Regions from separate parts of the Homo sapiens genome. Here region 1 is linked to region 2. The links are chromatin loops, found by intact Hi-C in ENCODE. Cell type or tissue: chondrocyte. All regions are shown on one strand. Each heading gives the region's core, and the rest is flanking DNA. Links, peaks and the distances in the headings are about the cores only.

Region 1 (10,969 bases), core at 1,331-9,330, 75 kb before region 2:
GTCACTCAGTTTAAATCACTACAAGGCTCTCTGAATCTCTGTGCTTCGAATGTGATTTCTTTTGCTTTTTAAAGAATTTTATATTTCTTTACATTTTACATCTATTGTCACTTTATGCCATTTGATTTTATGACAGGGTCAACAGTGCTAACTTTTGCAAAGTAAAGTTAAAAATGAATCTAATAAGTGACTTGTTTTAATGAACAGAGGGTGAGATCTGCTCTATGTAAACATGGATGTCTAAAACTATTATTAAAATTGGACAATTAATTTAAAATATTAAAATAGACAATAGCTCAGAATCTGATATAAACTTATTTATTTGTAGAAGTTTGGCTTAACATTAAAAGTTTAAATGAAATTACATTGCAATGGCCTTGATGAAGTATCCAAGCAGAACCCACTTCTCTCTTGAATTCTAAAAATTCCTGGAACAGTCTTGATTCCTGTGAGGTCCCCAGTTTTGGAGAAAGAAGTGTTCCTTTGATTCTAAGGTTTGTAATCACATGATATGTGAATAATAGGGTAAATAGGGTATTAAAATAGGGTATATATATATATATATATATATATATATACACACACACATACATATAGTTTATACAAACTATTATATATATATGCTGAAAGTTTAGTTATTATCCTGAGGCTAGAATTTCTGCACTGGACACACTGTGGATTCTCCCCCACCTCCCACCTTATATACTACACAATAAATATAAGTGGAGGTCATTTTTAGTGGTTCAATAAGCCCTGGGCATAGGAATAGTAATGACAATGAACAATCCTAACTGCAAACATTTATTGAACACTTGGAAAATATCACGCTCCATGCTAAGCAATTCAACTTTGTAATCTGTACAACCACACTGTGGCATATATCCCCACAATAACTGATAGTACTCCTATTTTACAAATTAGAATATTGAACTTTAGTTAACATCCCTCAAATAGTCCCATAGCTTGTAAGTGCCAAAACTAAGAATCAAAGCCAAGTCTTGAATATTATCCTTCACTTATATCATGGGACTAAGGCTAACTTACAAATCAGCATATTAAGAAGTCTGGATGTCATTTATAACCATTTATACCTAAAAACTAGGTAGCAAATGAAGGTGAAAGTCAAAGCATGTTGCCAGACAATTGCTGCTGTACTTTATACTTTGGCTTTGTGTGCTATTTGCTAAAGCTAAGAATTAAATTAATTCAAGGTGGATTAAAGACTTAAACGTTAGACCTAAAACCATAAAAACCCTGGAAGAAAACCTAGGCATTACCATTCAGGACATAGGTATGGGCAAGGACTTCATGTCTAAAACACCAAAAGCAATGGCAACAAAAGCCAAAATTGACAAACGGGATCTAATTAAACTAAAGAGCTTCTGCACAGCAAAAGAAACTACCATCAGAGTGAACAGGCAACTTACAAAATGGGAGAAAATTTTCGCAACCTACTTATCTGACAAAGGGCTAATATCCAGAATCTACAATGAACTCAAACAAATTTACAAGAAAAAAACAAACAACCCCATCAAAAAGTGGGCGAAGGACATGAACAGACACTTCTCTGAAGAAGACATTTATGTAGCCAAAGAACACATGAAAAAATGCTCACCATCACTGGCCATCAGAGAAATGCAAATCAAAACCACAATGAGATACCATCTCACAACAGTTAGAATGGCAATCATTAAAAAGTCAGGAAACAACAGGTGCTGGAGAGGATGTGGAGAAATAGGAACACTTTTACACTGTTGGTGGGACTGTAAACTAGTTCAACCATTGTGGAAGTCAGTGTGGCGATTCCTCAGGGATCTAGAACTAGAAATACCATTTGACCCAGCAATCCCATTACTGGGTATATACCCAAAGGATTATAAATCATGCTGCTATAAAGACACATGCACACGTATGTTTACTGCGGCACTATTCACAATAGGAAAGACTTGGAACCAACTCAAATGTCCAACAATGATAGACTGTATTAAGAAAATATGGCACATATACACCATGGAATACTATGCAGCCATAAAAAAGGATGAGTTCGTGTCCTTTGTAGGGACATGGATGAAATTGGAAATCATCATTCTCAGTAAACTATCCAAGGACAAAAAACCAAACACCACATGTTGTCACTCATAGATGGGAATTGAACAATGAGAACACAGGGACACAGGAAGGGGAACATCACACTCTGGGGACTGTTGTGGGGTGGGGGGAGGGGGGAGGGATAGCTTTAGGAGATATATCTAATGCTAAATGACGAGTTAATGCGCGCAGCACACCAGCATGGCACATGTATACATATGTAACTAACATGCACATTGTGCACATGGACCCTAAAACTTAAAGTATAATAATAATAAAATAAAAAAAGAAATTGATCAGATTTTAAATAAAATTGCCAGCACTGTCAAAAAAAAAAAAAAAAAGAGAAGAGGAATGAGGCAGAATGGTGTATATGAAAATATCTCTTCATTGCCTACACAACATTCAATAACCTTTCCCTGCTGCTAGATATTATTCAGGTGGTGCCTACAGTACCTTGATTTCAGAGACTTTCAGTTCTCACCATAGGCTAGGAAGCAAAGCTCCATTGGTATAAACCATTGTAGTTATCTAATTGTCTTTGGTCAATTATTGGTCTGGAAGTGGTCATGTGAGTTACTTTTAACCCAAAAGATATAACAGAAAGTCTTCTGGAGTGAGCTTCTAGAAAGGCATTACATTCTCAATTAAAAAAAAAAAGAAAAGATATGGCCCATGTAGATCTTTGCTTCTTTTTCTTTCTTCTTGCCTGGAATGCAGATATAATGCTTGTTGCTACATCAGCCATGCTGTGACTAAGAAATGACAAGGATGAGAGTGAAAGACAATATACTAAGCATGGCAGTGTACAAAGGATGCAAAAAGATCTTGGGTCTCTGACACTATGGTTGAGCACCTGCATCAGCCCTGGGCAGCCTATCATCAACATTCATGTTATGAGGTGGGAAAAAAAGGAAAAATAACCCTTAATTTTTCATCCATGATAGGTTTTCATTGATCTGCAGCAGAATATGATTTTAAATGATAAAAGCTTTAAAACATGACCTACAATATGTGCAGTTGCTGGACAATTTTTGTTGATATATTTATCACACTAAAAATCACAAACTCCCAAACCACCTTTGCTGACCCAACTACTGGGTACCAGCAAGCTCTCTGTCACCTAGACTGCCTTGTGCTAGACTCAATGCCTTTGGATTCAGAGGAAAGAAAGGCCAGGGCAATGACTTCAAGCAACCGTGTGGTATCTGTTTAAGTCATAAAATATCTTGTAGACCTCAGGCTAGCAGGTTGATTTAACATTTTATGACACACTTTAGAGCAATAAATACCTAGAATTTTGAAATGAGTCCATGGTAACATTGGCAGAAATGACTGTGAGTAATTTGAAAAAGAACTTGGAGTGTTAGAATTCTGTAAGCATGAGACTTATTGAAGTGAGGTCCCATAATCATTATAAAATGTAAATGTTAGATTTATAGGAGCGTTCACAGCTTTAGTATCTTTATCACAAAAACATTTTCAAATTTATTTCTCATGTGCAATCTAATTTGTATAAATCCTTCTACACTCCAGGATTTACTTTATTAATCTGTAATATTTCTCTATAGTAACTGTAATAAGCCAAGGAAATAACAATCTGGGGGAGCTTCTCTATATTTAGAAAAGTTAAGAAAGTGAAACCTTTCTGGGAAGCATATTTAAGATTCCTAAAAGGCCTCTAGTATTTCACTGAATTTTAAAGTGACTGGAAATAAGTATAAGGTTCATTTGTAGAGATTTGTCTTTTTAAAAGAGCTTCTTCCCATTTGATTTACTTTTGTGTAAAACTTTTGGTTTATATAAACTATTGTTTCCTATAATGGAAAATATTAATATTATGCTTAAAATTTCCAAACTGTTATTGGTTTCCACACCTTGGAGAAGATACTAGTGTGTCAACACAAGCAAAGCACATGCACCAAACTTCAGATGTTTATTTTATCATTTGTAGCTAGAGAAATGTAATTATTTTAAGTGGCTATAATTTAATGCTTTGACATTTCTCGAATCACAGCATGAAAATGACTTTACACTTTTGCTAGCAAGTACAAGAGAAACCAATAAGGCAATATTTAAAAGCACATTGCAAAGAGAAGACACTTCCACTAGTATATAAGATATCTTAATAACATCTGATCAATAAACAGTTGAATAAATATGGAGGTTTCTGGTCCGCTTTTTTTAGCGTGTGTGAATTTTGCCATCTCATTAAATTTCAAATATTTTTATCATGTTTACATGCTGAAGTCATTTGAAAGCTAACTTACCTGTTGGGAATATTGAGAGTCAGAAGTCAATTAAATCGTACTTTTTTTTTTTTTTTTTTTTTTTTTTTTTTTTTTTTTGAGAGAGAGCGTTTCTCTCTGTTGCCCAGGCTGGAGTGCAGTGGCATGATCTCGGCTCACTGCAACCTCCACCTTCCAGGTTCAAGCGATTCTTCTGCCTCAGCCTCCTGAGTAGCTAGGATTACAGGTGTGCACCACCACGCCTGGCTAATTTTCTATTTTTAGTAGAGATGGGGTTTCGCCATGTGAGCCAAGCTGGTCTCAAATGCCTGACCTCAGGTGATCCACCCACCTCAGCCTCCCAAAGTGCTGGCAATATAGGCGTGAGCCACCACGCCCAGCCTAAATCCTATGTTAAGTGGTAATACCCAGGCAAATTGAAGGTGAATGTTTTGGGCAGTCAATAAATTAAACATATAATTTCAAAAAAGAGATTGTTAAAATGAAGTATGTGATTTCCAGATATGTGTGTGTACACATGTGTATACACACACTCATTTTCCTTTCAGTAGCCACGAAGTGAAATTGTTGGTAGTTAACACTAAATTTAGTCCAATCTTTGCTTATGGAAATCTTAGCAATGAAAAAAAAATATAAATATGAAATAATTTACTTTATTTCAACTCTAATATTCTCTACAATTTTGGAATGGTCAAAGACAGGGTAGCTAACTGCTTTCTAACAATTGAAAGTCAATTTCCTTAATTGAAAAGTAAATATAAAAATAACATATAGCTATCAAAAATTAACTTCACCATGCATCATTGCTTTATGAACTGGGTGTATTATTCTGTTTGTGGAATAAGCACTTAAAAGAAATTTAAGTTATGTAGGCTGTCTAGCATTTGGGCAAGAATGGAAAATATCCATCAAATTTTATTCAAAATATCTCCTTTATGAAGCCATCTCTAACATTTCTCAGCTGCTTTCATATACATTCAATTGGTAAACATTTCTTACTAAAGATAACTTGTTTTGTCATTCAGAGAAAATTATTTGAAATTTGAAAAGTCACTGCCCCTGCTTTGCCATTTAGTCTATTATTAGTCAATTCAAAGAACAAGTTAAAGTGATTGATATAAAAATACTGAAAGTTACTTATAAGTTTTACTTGTTCCTATCTCACAGGAAGATAAAACACCTTGTTCAAATTTACAAGAAAAAAACCAACAACCCCATCAAAAAGTGGGCAAAGGATATGAACAGACACTTCTCTAAAGAAGACATTTATGCAGCCAACAGACACATGAAAAAAACTCATCATCACTTTTCATTAGAGAAATACAAATCAAAACCACAATGAAATACCATCTCATGCCAGTTAGAATGGCAATCATTAAAAAGTCAGAAAACAACAGATGCTGGAGAGGATGTGGAGAAATAGAAACACATTTATACTGTTGATGGGAGTGTAAATTAGTTCAACCATGTGGAAGAGAGTTTGGCAATTCCTCAAGGATCTAGAACTAGAAATACCATTTGACCCAGCAATCCCATTACTGGGTGTATATATTCAAAGGATTATAACAATAAACACGTATGTTTATTGTGGCACTATTCACAATAGCAAAGACTTGGAACCAAACCAAATGCCTATCAATGATAGATTGGATAAAGGAAATGTGGCACGTATACACCATAGAATAGTATGCAGCCATCAAAAAGGATGAGTTCATTTCCTTTGCAGCGACATGGATGAAGCTGCAAACCATCATTCTATGCAAACTAACCCAGGAACAGAAAACCAAACACCACATGTTCTCACTCAAAAGTGTGAGTTGAACAATGAGAACACATGGACACAGAGAGGGGAACATCACACACTGGGGCCTGTCGAGGGGTCGGGGGCAAGGGGAGGGATAGCATTATAACAAATAGCTAATGCATGCAGGGCTTAAAACAGAGATGACAGGTTGATGGGTGCAGCAAACCACCATGGCACATGTATACCTATGTAACAAACCTGCATGTTCTGCACATGTATCACAGAACTTAAAGTACAATAAAAAATAAAACCACCTTTTATTTTATTTTTCAATAAATACATATTTATTGAGTCCTTACCATGTGTTAGATATTGTATCTTCAGTTACATCAGTAAACTAAACAAAAACCTTACCCTAGTTAACCTTGAACTCTAGAGCTTGCAGATAGTCAATAAATAATAAAGGCAATAAATAAGCACATTAAACAGTAAGTTATTAGATGGCATGTGCTATTAGAGAAAGAAAAAGTAGACTGGAATCAGAAAAAATTGAGTTAAAGAGGCAGAATGTGAAAAATCACAATTTTAAATGAAATTTTCAGGGTATGCCTTATTTCCTGTGGTGTAAATACTTCCGCTCTGGTTAATTTCAAGCTACCAAAGGTTTGAAAAATAGCTTACAAAATTCTTGAATATTTAACAATTGGTTCTTATTGGTAAAAAGGGGGCTCAGCACAAAATTTGAGCACAGACTTTAAGAAATGGAAGGTGTTAGCCAAACAAACATCTGGGGGAAGACCCTTCCAGAGGCAGCAGTTAGAGCAAAGGCAGTACCTGGAAGGTTTGAGGAGCAGCAGATAGGTCAGCCCAGGGCAAGAAGCGATGGGGAATAGGAGAAGCAATCAGATTCTGAAGGACCTTTTAGGACTTTGCAAAGGCTTTCATTTTCACCCTGAGTGAAAAAGAATCCACTGAAATGTACTGAGTAGAGGAGTGACATGATCTGACTTACATTTTCCTTTTTTTTCTTTTTTATTATACTTTAAGTTCTAGGGTACATGTGCACAACGTGCAGGTTTGTTACATAGGTATACATGTGCCATGTTGGTTTGCTGCAACCATCAACTCGTCATTTACATTAGGTATTTCTCCTAATGCTATCCCTCCCCCATACCCCCAGCACTCCCCACAACCCCGCTGCAGGCACCAGTGTGTGATGTTCCCCACCCTGTGTCCATGTGTTCTTATTGTTCAATTCCCACCTATGAGTGAGAACACGCAGTGTTTGGTTTTCCGTCCTTGTGATAGTTTGCTGAGAATGATGGTTTCCAGCCGCATCCATTTCCCTGAAAAAGACTTGAACTCATCATTTTGATGGCTGCATAGTATTCCATGGTGTATATGTGCCACATTTTCTTTATCCAGTCTATCATTGATGGACATTTGGGTTGGCTCCAAGTCTTTGCTATTGTGAATGGTGCCCCAGTAAACATACGTGTGCATGTGTCTTTATAGTAGCATGATTTATAACCCTTTGGGTATATACCCAGTAATGGGATGGCTGCGTCAAATGGTATTCCTAGTTCTAGATCCTTGAGGAATCCCCACACTGTCTTCTACAAAATGGTTGAACTAATTTACACTGCCACCAACAGTGTAAAAACATTCCTATTTCTCCACATCCTCTCCGGCATCTGTTGTTTCCTGACTTTTTAATGATTGCCATTCTAACTGGTGTGAGATGGTATCTCATTGTGGTTTTGATTTGCATTTCTCTGATGGCCAGTGATGATGAGCATTTTTTCATGTGTCTCTTGGCTGCATAAATGTCTTCTTTAGAGAAGTGTCTTTTCAAATCCTTTGTCCACTTTTTGATGGGATTGTTTGTTTTTTTCCTGTAAATTTGTTTAAGTTCTTTGTAGATTCTGGATATTAGCCCTTTGTCAGATGAGTAGATTGCAAAAATTTTCTCCCATTCCATAGGTTGCCTGCCACTCTGATGGTAGTTTCTTTTGCTGTGCAGAAGCTCTTTAGATTAACTAGACCCATTTGTCTATTTTGGCTTTTGTTGCCATTGCTTTTGGAGTTTTGGTCATGAAGTCTTTGCCCATGCCTAGTCCTCAATGATATTGCCTAGGTTTTCTTCTAGGGTTTTTATGGTTTTAGGTCTAACATGTAAGTCTTTAATCCATCTTGAATTAATTTTTGTATAAGGTGTAAGGAAGGGATCCAGTTTGAGCTTTCTACATATGGCTAGCCAGTTTTCCCAGCATCATTTATTAAATAGGGAATGCTTTCTCCATTTCTTGTTTTTGTCAGGTTTATCAAATATCAGATGGTTGTAGATGTGTGGTGTTATTTCTTAGGCCTCTGTTCTGTTCCATTGGTCTATATATCTATTTTGGTACCAGTACCATGCTGTTTTGATTACTGTAGCCTTGTAGTATAGTTTGAAGTCAGGTAGCATGATGCCTCCAGCTTTGTTCTTTTTGCTTAGGAATGTCTTGGCAATGTGGGCTCTTTTTTGGCTCCATATGAACTTTAAAGACGTTTTTTCCAATACTGTGAAGAAAGTCATTGGTAACTTGATGGCGATGGCACTGAATCTATAAATTACCTTGGGCAGTATGGCCATTTTCACAAGATTGATTCTTCCTATCTATGAGCATAGAATATTCTTCCATTTGTTTGTGTCCTCTTTTATTTCATCGAGCAGTGGTTTGTAGTTCTCCTTGAAGAGGTCCTTCAAATTCCTTGTAAGTTGGATTCCTAGGTATTTTATTTTCTTTATCGTAATTGTGAATGGGAGCACATTCATGATTTGGCTCTCTGTTTCTCTGTTATTGCTCTATAAGAACGCTTATGATTTTTGCACATTGATTTTGTATCCTGAGACTGCTGAAGTTGCTTATCAGCTTAAGGAGATTTTGGGGTTTTCTAAATATACAATCATGTCATCTGCAAACAGGGACAATTTGACTTCTTCTTTTCCTAATCAAATACCCTTTATTTCTTTCTCTTGCCTGCTTGCCCTGGCCAGAAGTTCCAACACAATGTTGAATAGGAGTGATGAGAAAGGGCATCCCTGTTTCGTGCCAGTTTTGAAAGGGAATGCTTCCAGTTTTTGCCCATTCAGTATGATCTTGGCTGTGGGTTTGTCATAAATAGCTCTTATTATTTTGAGATACATTCCATCAATACCTAGTTTATTGAGAGTTTTTAGCATGAAGGGTTGTTGAATTTTGTCAAAGGCCTTTTCTGCATCTATTGAGATAATCATGTGGTTTTTGTCGTTGGTTCTGTTTACGTGATGGATTACATTTATTGATTTGCATATGTTGAACCAGCCTTACATCCCAGGGATGAAGCCCACTTGATCATGGTGGATAAGCTTTTTGATGTGCTGCTGGATTCGGTGTGCCAGTATTTTATTGAGGATTTTCGCATTGATGTTCATCAGGGATATTGGTCTAAAATTCTTTTTTTTTGTTGTGTCTCTGCCAGGCTTTGGTATCAGGATGATGCTGGCCTCATAAAATGAGTTAGGGAGGATTGCCCCTTTTTCTACTGATTGGAATAGTTTCAGAAGGAATGGTACCAGCTCCTCTTTGTACCTGCAGTAGAAATCCACTGTGAATCTGTGTGGTCATGGACTTTTTTTGGTTGGTAGGTTATTAATTATTGCCTCAATTTCAGAGACTGTTATTGGTCTACTCAGAGATTCAGCATCTTCCAGGTTTACTCTTGGGGGGTGTTTGTGTCCAGGAATTTATCCATTTCTTCTAGGTTTTCTAGTTTATTTGCAGAGAGGTGTTAATAGTACTCTGTGATGGTAGTTTGTATTTCTCTGGGATCGGTGGTGATATCCCCTATATCATTTTTTATTGCGTCTATTTGATTCTTCTCTCTTTTCTTCTTTATTAGTCTTGCTAGCGGTCTATCAATTTTGTTGATCTTTTCAAAAAACCAGCTCCTGGATTCATTGATTTTTTGAAGGGTTTTTTCTGTCTCTATCTCCTTCAGTTCTACTCTTATCTTAGTTATTTCTTGCCTTCTGCTAGCTTTTGAATTTGTTTGCTCTTGCTTCTCTAGTTCTTTTCGTTGTGATGTTAGGATGTCGATTTTAGATCTTTCCTGCTTTCTCTTGTGGGCATTTAGTGGTATAAATTGCCCTCTACACACTGCTTCAACTGTGTCCCAGAGATTCTGGTACATTGTATCTTTTTTCTCATTGGTTTCAAAAAGCATCTTTATTTCTGCCTTCATTTCATTATTTACTCACTGGTCATTCAGGAGCAGGTTGTTCAATTTCCATGTAGTTGTGTGGTTTTGAGAGAATTTCTTAATCCTGAGTTCTAATTTGATTGCACTGTGATCTGAGAGACTGTTTGTTGTGATTTCTGTTCTTTTACATTTGCTGAGGAGTGCTTTACTTCCAACTACGTGGTCAACTTGAGAATAAAGTGTGATGTGGTGCTGAGAAGAATGTATATTCTGTTGATTTGGGGCGGAGAGTTCTGTAGATTTCCATTAGGTCAGCTTGGTGCAGAGCGGAGTTCAAATCCTGGATATCCTTGTTAACCTCCTGTCTCGTTGATCTGTGTAATATTGACAGTGGGGTGTTAAAGTCTCCCATTATTATTGTGTGGGAGTGTAAGTTTCTTTGTAGGTCTCTAAGGACTTGCTTTATGAATCTGGGTGCTCCTGTATTGGGTGCATATATATTTAGGATAGTTAGTTCTTCTTTTTGTATTGATTCCTTTACCATTATGTAATGGTGTTCTTTGTCTCTTTTGATCTTTGTTGGTTTAAAGTATGTTTTATCAGAGACTAAGATTGCAACCCCTGCTTTTTTTGCTTTCCATTTGCTTGGTAGATCTTCCTCCAT
Region 2 (10,969 bases), core at 897-8,896:
AAAGTTTATACTCTCAGAATGCTTAATGCAGAGGAACTTATTTTCCCTCTCCACTCCTATTCTCCCACAGGTAAGGGGTCTCTAATTTTCTGCACCACCTCAAAATATCAAAGAAAACTGGGGTGTGGTAGCCACCGCAAGGACCTCCAGTGCACATGTAGCTAAACATACACAAGTGAGACCATGCTTCTGCGATTAGAGGCTTCTTCCTTCACTGTCATGAGCATAACATGGTCACTTATGCATAGTCCTTAGATCGTAATCAGAACTCCAAGAAATGTTTGCTGACTGAATAATCTTTCATTTGTTCAACTGAAGGCAGTGTCATAGTGGCCAGCCATGCAGCCTGTCACTTGAAGAAAAGTGCTTGAGGAAGAATGAACATTTCGACATTACTTCTTGCTGATCTACAATTTTAACTCTATTTGTACAGCCAGATAACTGAGTACATGATTTACAGGAATAAATGAGAGTCACCTGTGGCTGTACGTTTGTGTAAGTCCACATACTTTTTACGTAGGTTGTTATATTTATGAATTGTGCTACCTACACTCTGGTTACAGGTTGTTCTTTACATCAATAACTCATGAAAACCCACTAGGAGAGCATGTCAGATATAAGAATGGCACCACAGATCACAGATTGAAAAGACCTCTGGGATCATCTGCACAGAGTAGGAAAAACCACTCATGATCACTCTCCTTTGGTTCTGCCTCATCTGTAATCACTCCATGGGGCAAACTGCACTCCTGGTTTTTCTGACCAACAAACAGTTCTGCACAGGCTAGTTAAATTATCTTTCCGGCCGGGCACGGTGGCTCACGCCTGTAATCCCAGCACTTTGGGAGGCCGAGGTGGGCAGATCACGAGGTCAGGAGATCAAGACCATCCTGGCTAACACGGTGAAACCCCATCTCTACTAAAAATACAAAAAATTAGCCAGGTGTGGTGGCGGGCGCCTGTAGTCCCAGCTATTAGGGACGCTGAGGCAGGAGAATGGCGTGAACCCGGGAGGCAGAGCTTGCAGTGAGCCGAGATCGCGCCACTGCACTCCAGCCTGGACGACAGAGCGAGACTCCGTCTCAAAAAAAAAAAAAAAAAAAAAAAAAAAAAAAAAATTATCTTTCCTTTTCCATCAGTCTTGAATTCATATGAGTATTGTTAGTGGTAATTATCCTTATAAAAGGCAAAAATAACGGTCTCAGGGCATTTTTCCACAAGCAAGGCTTTGTATCAGAAATGGTAAAAATCAAAATGAAATCAGAAGTATTTAGAAAGTTACATGTATTCAAAATACTACTATTAGAATTTTTAATTTAAATAAAGACACTTATTTTCAGTCAGGAAGCAAAATGATATAATAGCCAAATAGTAATTCTTATTCCTATAACTTGGCCTTTACAACTTACCAGGTGTTAAGTCTATACATAGAGTAGTGTCCAGTCTCATTATTTAAGAGACAGTCGTGTTCTTGTTATCTGCTTTGTTTATCTAAAACTTTGCAGTAAAAGAAAATGATACTGAGCCTTGGGGAATCCTTGTTCAGCTGAAGAAAATGAGTAGTTCTGGTACCCAGGCCAATTTTAGATTTTACTATCGTACTTAAAGTACAAAAATCATGGTTCCAAGTAGAGAAAAGAATGCTAGACTAGGCCAAATTATTCTTGGGCAAATGTCTCAAACATATTGGGCTTCGAGTCCTTCATGTAAATTAAATAGTTAAATTAAATGAATCTAAACACTAGGAGAAATAGAAATTTTATTCCAATGTTGGAGGCCTATTAATAACCAAACAAAGAAGGTATGGAAATCACCATCAGGTGAAAGTTGGCATTGGAAACCACTTGTCTTAGGAGGGAGAAAGAGGCAGCCAAAGCAACTTCTGAAAGCCTTGTGAAGACAACCTCAGTGAAAATCGGAAATAACGACAATAAAGTCAAACCGGTTGTCAGAGTTTATCAGAAGAACGGTCCCAAAGCAGTACCTGACCTGACCGGCCAACTAACCTGAAATTCAACAGTTGAAGTTTGAGTGGCATATTTATAAAATCAAACGTCTTCTGGAAGCTACATGTAAAAACGAAACTGTAGCTTATGAATAGAAGAAGTGGCTACCAGAAGACTCTACCTATATTTTGGAGTTCATTTTAGGTCACATATCATTCTTGTTTGTCACAGCCAACTATGGAAATAACACTACCAGTGTCACTTCCCAATAGGTCAGGAAGAATACTTGGAAGAAACATTTTGGAAGGCAGTCGGTGTTTGCTGTTAACAAAAATGGCCACACCAATGTATACCATCTCCCCATTCCACAATGAAATATTATTTGCTACTACAGATATCACAGTTTTATACAGAAAACAAGTGACAAAGATATAGAAGTTCAACACTAATTTCTCCTTACACAAAATACAGGTGACCCCTTTGGCCACCAACCTGTTGCTCAAGCTAGTTTTAGAAACCCTGTCAGGAAGAATAAAAATTTCTGTGGTTTCTGGAACATTTTGGGGGTATAAGGTCTTGACCAGCAAATATGAAAGTATATTGTAAGGTTTCCTCTTAATATCAATACTTAGTATCACATTTTGGGTCTTGTAAGTGCTCACATATGTTTCAGAAACAATTAAATTTTTTATTGACATTTTGGCCTGCCTCCTAAAGATGATATCCTTCAGCTGTTAAACATTTGATAGGTTTGAAGTTGGGAAAGTTTTTTTTATTTAATATTTTTATGCTCTTGAAGATGTACATACAGAAAAGGCAAGAGGTGACCTGAGTCTTTTGAAGTAGTAATCAAACTTTAGGAAAAAGGCAGAGACTTTCAAAAACCTTTCTGGGTGTCTTTTGAGAGAGAGGAGGGAATAATTAGTAGACCTTTGTCATATGATTAAGCTTATCAAATCAGGATCGGTTCTACACACACCAATAAGCTCTGATCTGGTTCCTTGTTTTGTAACATTATAAAGAATGAGGAAAACTTGTGCATTGGAAAATAAATTTGTTTAAAGGGTCTCGAATTAATTAATTTATTTCACCTGGGAAATCGCACTTATTTTTCAACTGGGAAGGCAAACGGCTGACCTTCAAGTTACTAACATCTACAGGACTTGAAAAGAGAAGGGAGTCTGTAACCTCATCAGAAAAGACTGAAACAGTCAGATACTGTTCCCCAAATATTACAGATTTCCTGTCTTATAGGATTCTAAGCAAATAACCAGAATATCACTCCGGGGTACACCTTCCTGTATAAGCAATGCCCTGGACTAGACCCTCCTAACAGCTGCTCTCCAAGTCTCCGCAGCCAATTCCTTCCTTAATTTGCCTTCACTTTGAGAAAGAAAAAAGAAAACAAAATCCCCCCATTCCCCGTTCCCAATCTATTACATTTCAAAGGAGGAGAAAGAACTGGAAAACCCCGTTTCCTTTGAGAAACGCGTCCGCGGCAGCTACTGAGGGTCTGCCCCACCTTTAGCTTCAGGTTGACAACTGCCTTCAGCGCGTTCTCAGCTCAGCTGGCCCTATGGGTCCCCTAAAATCGCCCGAGCGTCCGCCCTGTCTGACCTGCCCCCCTGCCGCGGCGCACATTTCAGCTTTTCAGCTTCACGGTGGAGCTCGCAGTAATTGAGTCGCGAGGGTTATTTTTCCTGGCCTCACCTCGCGGTCCTGAGCCTGCAGGGAGCTTTCGGAAAGACATCGCCCCCTCCCCCTGAGTCCCCGGCAGCTTCTGAACGCTGCGCGGGTCTCCGCCCCGCGGGAACCAGGATTGCGATCCGTTCCTCGGCGGCTAGAGGTTGAGGCCGGAGGCTGACACCACCAGGGACCCAACGGAGGGTTTATTCTGCCCAGCTTCACATCTGGGGGTCAAATCGCATTAAAGCCAAACCACCAACGGGGCAGGGAGCAGGTGGTTAACTGCACAAAATAAAGTTACAGAAAAAACCTCGTTTTGCAGGCGAGTGACTTAGTTTCCCTCTGTAGCTTTGCCGTCATAAAAAGCAAGTCCCTCCCCTCTCCTGAGCTGGAAGGCGGGGAAAGGTTATCAGCGGCTCCAGATGGACGCCCGTAGGCAGGGTCAGTTTAGGAAGACCGGCAGGCAGGCGTATTAGGCGCGCGGGCTCCCATCCTCATGGCTATGGGAAGCAAGTTTCCCTCATCCCTTCTTGGAAGGTAAGAGCTTTGACATCTGGAAGTGTCAGAAATGAGCCTTTTGCCATAAATCATCCTGAAAAGCATTCAAATCAGACAAGCGTCTAGAGACCCTTTAGACACTCCACCCCCAAAATCCTAGATCAAAGTGCAGTTCCTGGAACCATAAACACCTATTATATGCAAAATCCTACTTATCTGGAGGATGCCAAAACTGAGAGTAAAGTAAGGGGTAAGGGGCACTTTTCGCTGTAAATTTCCTATACAAATCTCAAAATTTTTCTTAGCATTGTCAACTACCTTCTTGGAGACAGGCTACAGCGCTTCTAAACCCAATACGCTTTTCTGGAGTCCTCGGAACAGCTGGCCGGGGCTTTTAGCACACGGGACGGGACCTTCGCCTTTGCCTGTTTTTTTTTCGACCAGGAGAAGCAGGTGCGAGAGTCTGGGGCTTAGGAGGTGGAAGGCGGGGAAAGAGAATCCACTAGGTCCTCGTGTAGAGAACAACAGTCGCTCCTTAGATATTACTCCAGGACGGAAACCTGATTGCAAACCGCTGTTCCTTCGAAACTTGCAAAACCCGGAACAGAAAACTCCCGCCCAGCCAATTTTAGCTCTCGCTGAACTCTCCCGCCTGCGTTACGTTTGCACAGCAACTCTTTGTAAATGTCCGAGTCCTCTCGGAGGAAAGATCGTTAGGGCGACGAGAACATTAAGAGGGGACCTGGAGGGCAGATATCCTCGATCCCAAGAGAGCAACTTTGTCGCCTCAGAAAACACGCCAACTTCCCTCCTGCTCTTTCCTTGGTCAACTCAGAATCAACCGATTGTATTGAAATCTCCTGAAATCCCGAACAGGGATTGGCCCAGTCGGCTTCTGAAACCGAGGCCGGGGAATGGCAGGAATGGGGGGCAGAGAGGATCGGAAAGAAGAGTCCTTCCCCCACAGACATTCCCAGCTGGGACACGAGCTCGCTCGCAGCGCGTTTATGGAAAGAGGGGGCGCTGGGAACCGCGCTGGCGGCGAGCAGACTCCAGGGTCGAGATTATTCGACACGTGTCTTTTATTCCTCACAATCCATTTCTTACGGGTGATTTATGAACGAATCTCTTTGATCAGGGACGGTTTTATCTGTCCACTGCTACAGATGACAGATGCGGCTGCTAAAATGCCTGGTCCCCGCTGCCTAAAAGGTTGCTCCCCCCCTTCCCAAATGCTGTTGCTTTTTCTCTGGCGGTCCCCACCCCCTGCTTCTTCGTTCTCCTTCCCTACCCCCAACCCCGTTTGCTGTCTTAGTTGCAATCCCTCTGGGTGGTTAAGTCAACAAAAAAGCGCAGAGCAGGGTCAGTAGGAAGCCAAGGCAGGCATACTTTGGGCACGCCATCCTCCTGATGCCACATTTGTTAGGGTCTTAAGAAGGCCCCTAGCCGGAGACCAGAAGAGCTTGCTCTTAAGGTGGGGGTTGCCTGCCTTCGGAAACTAGAAGATGAGGTCCTCACAGCCAAGTCCCATGGGCCTGGCTCTGCCCAGAAAAGGCTCGTGCTGGGGTAGGGAGCCAGTACACCGGGGGAAGCCTCAGCCTGCGGTTCTGTGCGGGCCGGGGCTCATCAGAACAACCACTTTGGCTTAATTGGGGAGGGAAGGAGGCAGCTGGAAAGGGGGAGAGGGGAGAGGATCACGTTACAGAGCCTCCTAGTCCCTAATAGGTAAAGGAAAGCGGAGTCTCTGAAGCGGTTATTAATAGTAGGGGTGTGTGTGTGTGTGTGTGTGTGTGTGTGTGTGTGTGTGTGTTAGTAGTATTTCATTAAAACCATATCCTGGAACAAAGAGTTGTTCTTTCATGTTTCTTTGCTTTGTTGTTACTCTGACAGGAGTTCTAAAAACAGGATTTTTCCAATCAAAGGATCCCTGGAGTTATCTGCCCCCTCCTAGCCTCCTTTCCCTCCACCAAACTGCTCTTGGTATCATTATCCCGCTATGGATTCTTTCTTATACTCTTGATTTAGCCAGAGGACATTTAATAGCTGATTGGATTAAATGTTGCAGACTCCAGCCTGGGCTATTTGAAAATCCGGGTCGTGGACTGTGCCTAACATCAGAGAAGGAAAACTGATCTATGAGATGTGTTTTAAGTTTCACGTAGTACGGCGGGGAGAGAAGGAAGAGGAAGAAGGGAGTCTCTAGGTTACAAAGTTAGAAGTTTCAAAAGGTGTGCGTTGATGAAGGGTAGGGAGAGAAGTCAGTGGCGGAATGAGGCAAAAGGCAACCTTAGCAAGAAGCTAATAGAAATTTCCTCCATCATAATGTGCAAACGAGATTTATAAGAACACTTTGTAAATATTGCTCTGGATGTCAGGATTCTTCCCCAGGAATGGAGTGCTGACTCCATTAGGGGTGCATCCACAGACCTCTCTGAAGGACTTGTTTGTCATTGCTAAATTTGTGGTAGGAAGATGGTTTCTGCTTCAAGTTTGCTTTCAATAATAGTAACAATTCTTTGATTGGTGTTAAGTTTCAGGAACAAAAGAAGAGAAATGTGGGCTGTTTTTGTCCAGTACTATGTTTAGAAAATGGAGGCATAGCAGTCCCAAAGGAGAGCTTCGCACAGCCAAATCTGGGTGTTGGGGTTTGACCGAGTATTTCTACAAGGACGGGAAAACCTAGAGAGGCAGGATCTGATGCTCCTCAGTGACCAGGACCTCTGTGAGCTACAACCAAATAATATGATATGCACCCAAAGGTAACAATAAATCAAGGCTAGGAATGACTGGATGGGTATTGAGATTAAATGCTATAGAGAGAAAGAGCCTGTTTATCTGGTCTGGAAATTTTAAAAATTGTCAATCCTTAAAGCTAATATGATCACTGACTATATTTCATTTCTGATTATGCCTGTAGGAAGCCCAAAAAGGAATAAGATAAACCCTCACAGTAAAATTGGATTTAATATTGTGGAAGAAAATACCCTGACTTTTAAATTTTGTTTAAAGTAGAGAGCTATATGGGTGGCTATATAATAACATAAGCCAGATATAATGTCAATTTAACAGAGATTTAGGGATAGTGTTGCATCTAAAAGAAGAGCCACAGCACAGTTCATTGAATATATCGTCTTAATATATGGGTAACAAATATTTAAAACCTTATTGTATGCCAAGACCCTGGCCTGAGCCACATGTTAGCATTCACAGTAACCTCTAAGAACATTCCTATTCAACATGGAGAAAGTAATTGGACTCTCTTCCACATCTGGCGAACTGCTAATTCGTTTTAATTTTGTTTACAAGCTTTCTTCTTGCATAAAAAAAATGCTTCCTCTGTTTACAAGTCATTTTTAAAAATCCTTTTCAATCAAACTGATCATGTATCTTGGTAAAAGCCCTTCCGCATGGGCTCGGGGATTTCAGAGTGCTGGGTCCTGGCCCCATGAGTAAGGGATCACCCGCTCATCTTTCAGCCCATCCAAGCATCTTGGAGGTTTAGAATCTGTCAGGCCTGGCATTCCTTCGCTCTTCTTATCACTCTCTACCCCTTCAAAAAGGCAATTGATTAGTTTCAGCTTTTCCAAACCGAGATCCGATATGTTTTTCAGGATCAAACGTCTTTGAGAAGTCCAGAGAGCAATGTGGGAAGTGGGGAATGTGAAGAAGGAAAACAGGAGGGGGATGGTGAAATTCATCTCTCACCCTAACTCTCCAAAGGAACCTAGGGGATGCGCATTTTGGGCAGGAGATGGAATTGTGACTTCTGGAAGATGCACTTAACAACTTGAGATGTGTCTTCCCTTTCTGAAAGCAAATGTTTAAAGAAGAAAATAGATATCTAGAAAAGGAGGTTGATGATTTATGCCTGGATTTCTCTCCAAGCATTTGCCTTCCTTGTATTTACAGGCGTGTCCCCATTTGCAAGTTGTACGTCTGTTCCTTTCACGTGACATTTCATAAAAGCCCTAACATCTGGGCAAGATAAACTTCCTTCAGGTACCTGCTTAACTTTTCACTTGTCACACTCACATCACCCCCCAAGGCATCCCTTTCTCTCTCCCGCCTGCCTCAGTGGTGGCCTCTGTGGGGGTGCACTTTGTTCCAGTCCTCCCACCTCCCACCCCCATGTCGCTGGCCCCAGTTCCAGCTTCCCACAATATCACCCCCTCCCAGTGCCAACCTTTGCCGTGGCCAGGTTCTTTGAGAGACTCCCGATCCTTAGTCTCCCACTTCAGGCCTGACTGTGCAGGTAAATGAGGGTAGCATTTTGAACCCCAGAAAAAAAGTCATATTTCGATTCTGTCTTCAGACCAAAACCAAACCAAAAGGAAAACTGCCGACTACTCCATACAAACTCACACTTAGGTTCGATAGTCCCTTATACATCTATATATTCCTCAATAAAGTGAAATAAAAGAGCAGCTGATTTTGGTGGTAGTCATTTCGTGAGATTTCCCTCTCTGGTAGATACGCAAACTTCATGTTTTACAGAAACTTAATTTCACTTGCTGGAAATCTCCCCTCCCCCAAGAAGGCTGCCTTCTGGAATGAATGCTTTTAGAGTTGTTTTTTCTTTTCCTAATCTAGAATTTTGTTCCTCTGACTTCAGCCTAAATCGCACGAAGGAGGAGGACACATCCACAAACTTGAGAGCGGGTGAGAGAAAAAAAAAATAGAAGGAAAAGAAAAGAGTCCACGTAAACAAGAAAGGAGGCTGTTGCAGGCTCTCCCTGCAGCAAACCCCAAACGATCTCGTTGCAGGGCGCCCACAAAATCCCGGCTATAATTGAGTGTTTTCTTTGAGGTTTTCTGACCATGTGCTTTTTACCATGGTTACTATGACTCTGATTCCAGAAGCTGAATATTCATCATGATCCCATCCCAACCTTTCAGAAGGCTTATCTCGTTGGTCCTTACAAAGAAGGAGAATCTAAAGGGGGCTCCTCTGTGCCAGTGATTTTAACCTGCTCCACCTTCCAGTGACCTGCCACATGCTCCTTCTTACTTTATAGACATCTGGGAATTCCATACATGCCTTAAACTCCAATTACACACCTTCTTCAAAGGACACGTGCTTTGATTTGCTAAGAACATTAAGTGGGCTCACGTCCTTAGGCCTTGAGACAAAAGCGAGGGGAAAATGGAAAATGTATCCCATGTCGTTTTTTTTTTTTTTTTAATTTAAACTGGGTCTATCCTTTGCTGTCCAGTAAATAAAGATAGTTAATAATCCTCCTATTTGCACATTCGTGGGCTCTCAAAGAGTTGGAAGGTTTCTGAGAAATAGTGGGATTGCCGGCTTTGAGAAAATATGAAGAAACCGATTTCTCCTTCCACTTTGCCAGTGCACTTTCCTTCCACTTTCACTGGTGCTGGGGGCGGCGCACTCTTTACGACATATAAGCGGAAAATTCTGCAAAAGTGGCCCCCGGGGATCCCCGCCCGACCCCTGTCTGTCGCTAATGTGGGCCTGTCTCCGGAAATTCGAGGTTGGGCCTTTGCCTGAATCTGTTGCTATTGCTCCCCTTGCTACCGCTGACACTTGGCACCGCCGCCTCCTAGCAGCGGCCAGACGCGGGGCTGGGGGCCTTCCACGCAAACCGAAGGAGATACGGACATCGTCATTCTCCCCACCGCGCGAGCCGGGCCCGCCACCCACGCAGGGGAGACCGTGCCCGTGCCCCTCTCCCGCGCCTGCCGCAGGTGAGACCCTCGCTCCCCACGGAGTTCTGTTTGGGTTTCCGTGGCGTTTGTTCCCCGCAGGTTTGTTTATTTTTCTTCAAATTACAGATGCAGGGAAAACCGCCTGACATCATGAGAGCGGGACAAACGCTCACTTTGAAGGATTCCTGGGCAGGACTTCAAGTGAAATCATATGCCTGAGAAGAACTTGATACCGGTCTAGAGAAAATAACCAGTTCTGACTTTGCCAAACCATGGAATGTGCAAAATGCTCTACTTTTTTGCAAGAGGCCAAATGTCCCTTAAAAAGCTCCATTATGAATATGAACCTTAAGACCGAAGGGTCAAGAAGCTTGTGCCGTTGTTGAGTGTGGGAAAAAATTTACACACATCGTGCAAGTTTCTGCTCCTTAACATTATTTTATTAATAATACGTTCCACTTTGGGGAGGGGAACCTGTAACTGTGCGTGAATTATCATCTGGACATGTGCTTCTGTGAACAAAAGGGGAAATGTGCATATGGGTAAAAAAATTACTGCTTTCTTATAACTAAAGGCTATCAATCTGACCAACTTATAAATAAAAGTAATCAATAGCACAGTAAAGGAAACATTAAATTTTCTACAATTTACCCAAGACAATTTAATACAATACTTTCCCCTAGCAAATGCATTCTGAAGGAAAAAGATCCCAAGTGAACCAACACATTAATTGGAAAGCCTTAGCTTCTTATTTCCGAAAACAAGAGGTAATTCATTCTATGTGTTCTTTAAATAAGGGTAGGTAGCAAAAATAAAATGAAATAACATAAAATCAAAAGAAGATATAATGGTGGAGGAAAAGAAACAGGTGGCTTCATTTCTATTCTAAAAAAGAATTTCACGATTTATGTCTTGTGTATACAGGGGTAGGGATTAGAATCTGCAAGCTGGAAACTGCATTCCAGTAGTTAATATTTTTCATTGTGCAGTCGCCTCATTCAAAATAAAATTACCACCTTTTTCATTCATTTATTTCTCTGAAAATCTGGGGGGAAACATTACCTTCAGATTAGTATTTAATATTACTATAAATATGGCATTTGCTTTTCTCCAAAGTGTTTCCCCTTATGAAAAAAGTAGAAAAAGCAAAACACATTAAAAAAAGAAAGAAA

What was found. Hi-C counts contacts between places; a loop is a spot of excess contacts. Peaks named below come from ENCODE experiments on the same cell type or tissue, not always from the same donor. Only the 100,000 strongest peaks of a DNase experiment are listed, where the experiment ranks them.
Region 1: it touches region 2 in a loop (2.0-fold over the local background); 2 of 110 quality-filtered maps call a loop at or near these places.

Annotation. Positions count from the first base shown.
Region 1 is chr7:19,027,133-19,038,101 of GRCh38, forward strand. No RefSeq gene overlaps it. Among named protein-coding and RNA genes, the nearest start is that of TWIST1, 85 kb to the right of the region's middle. In chondrocyte, for the core only: no CTCF peak of the experiment used is centred there; no DNase peak of the experiment used is centred there.
Region 2 is chr7:19,102,832-19,113,800 of GRCh38, forward strand. It overlaps LOC124901597 (a long non-coding RNA gene), which reads left to right and starts at 4,097. Exons shown (of 3, transcript XR_007060241.1): 1 at 4,097-4,169; 2 at 8,721-9,836; 3 at 9,924-10,414. It also overlaps a transcript of TWIST1 not described here. In chondrocyte, for the core only: a CTCF peak has its summit at 5,180; a DNase peak (open chromatin) is centred at 3,620.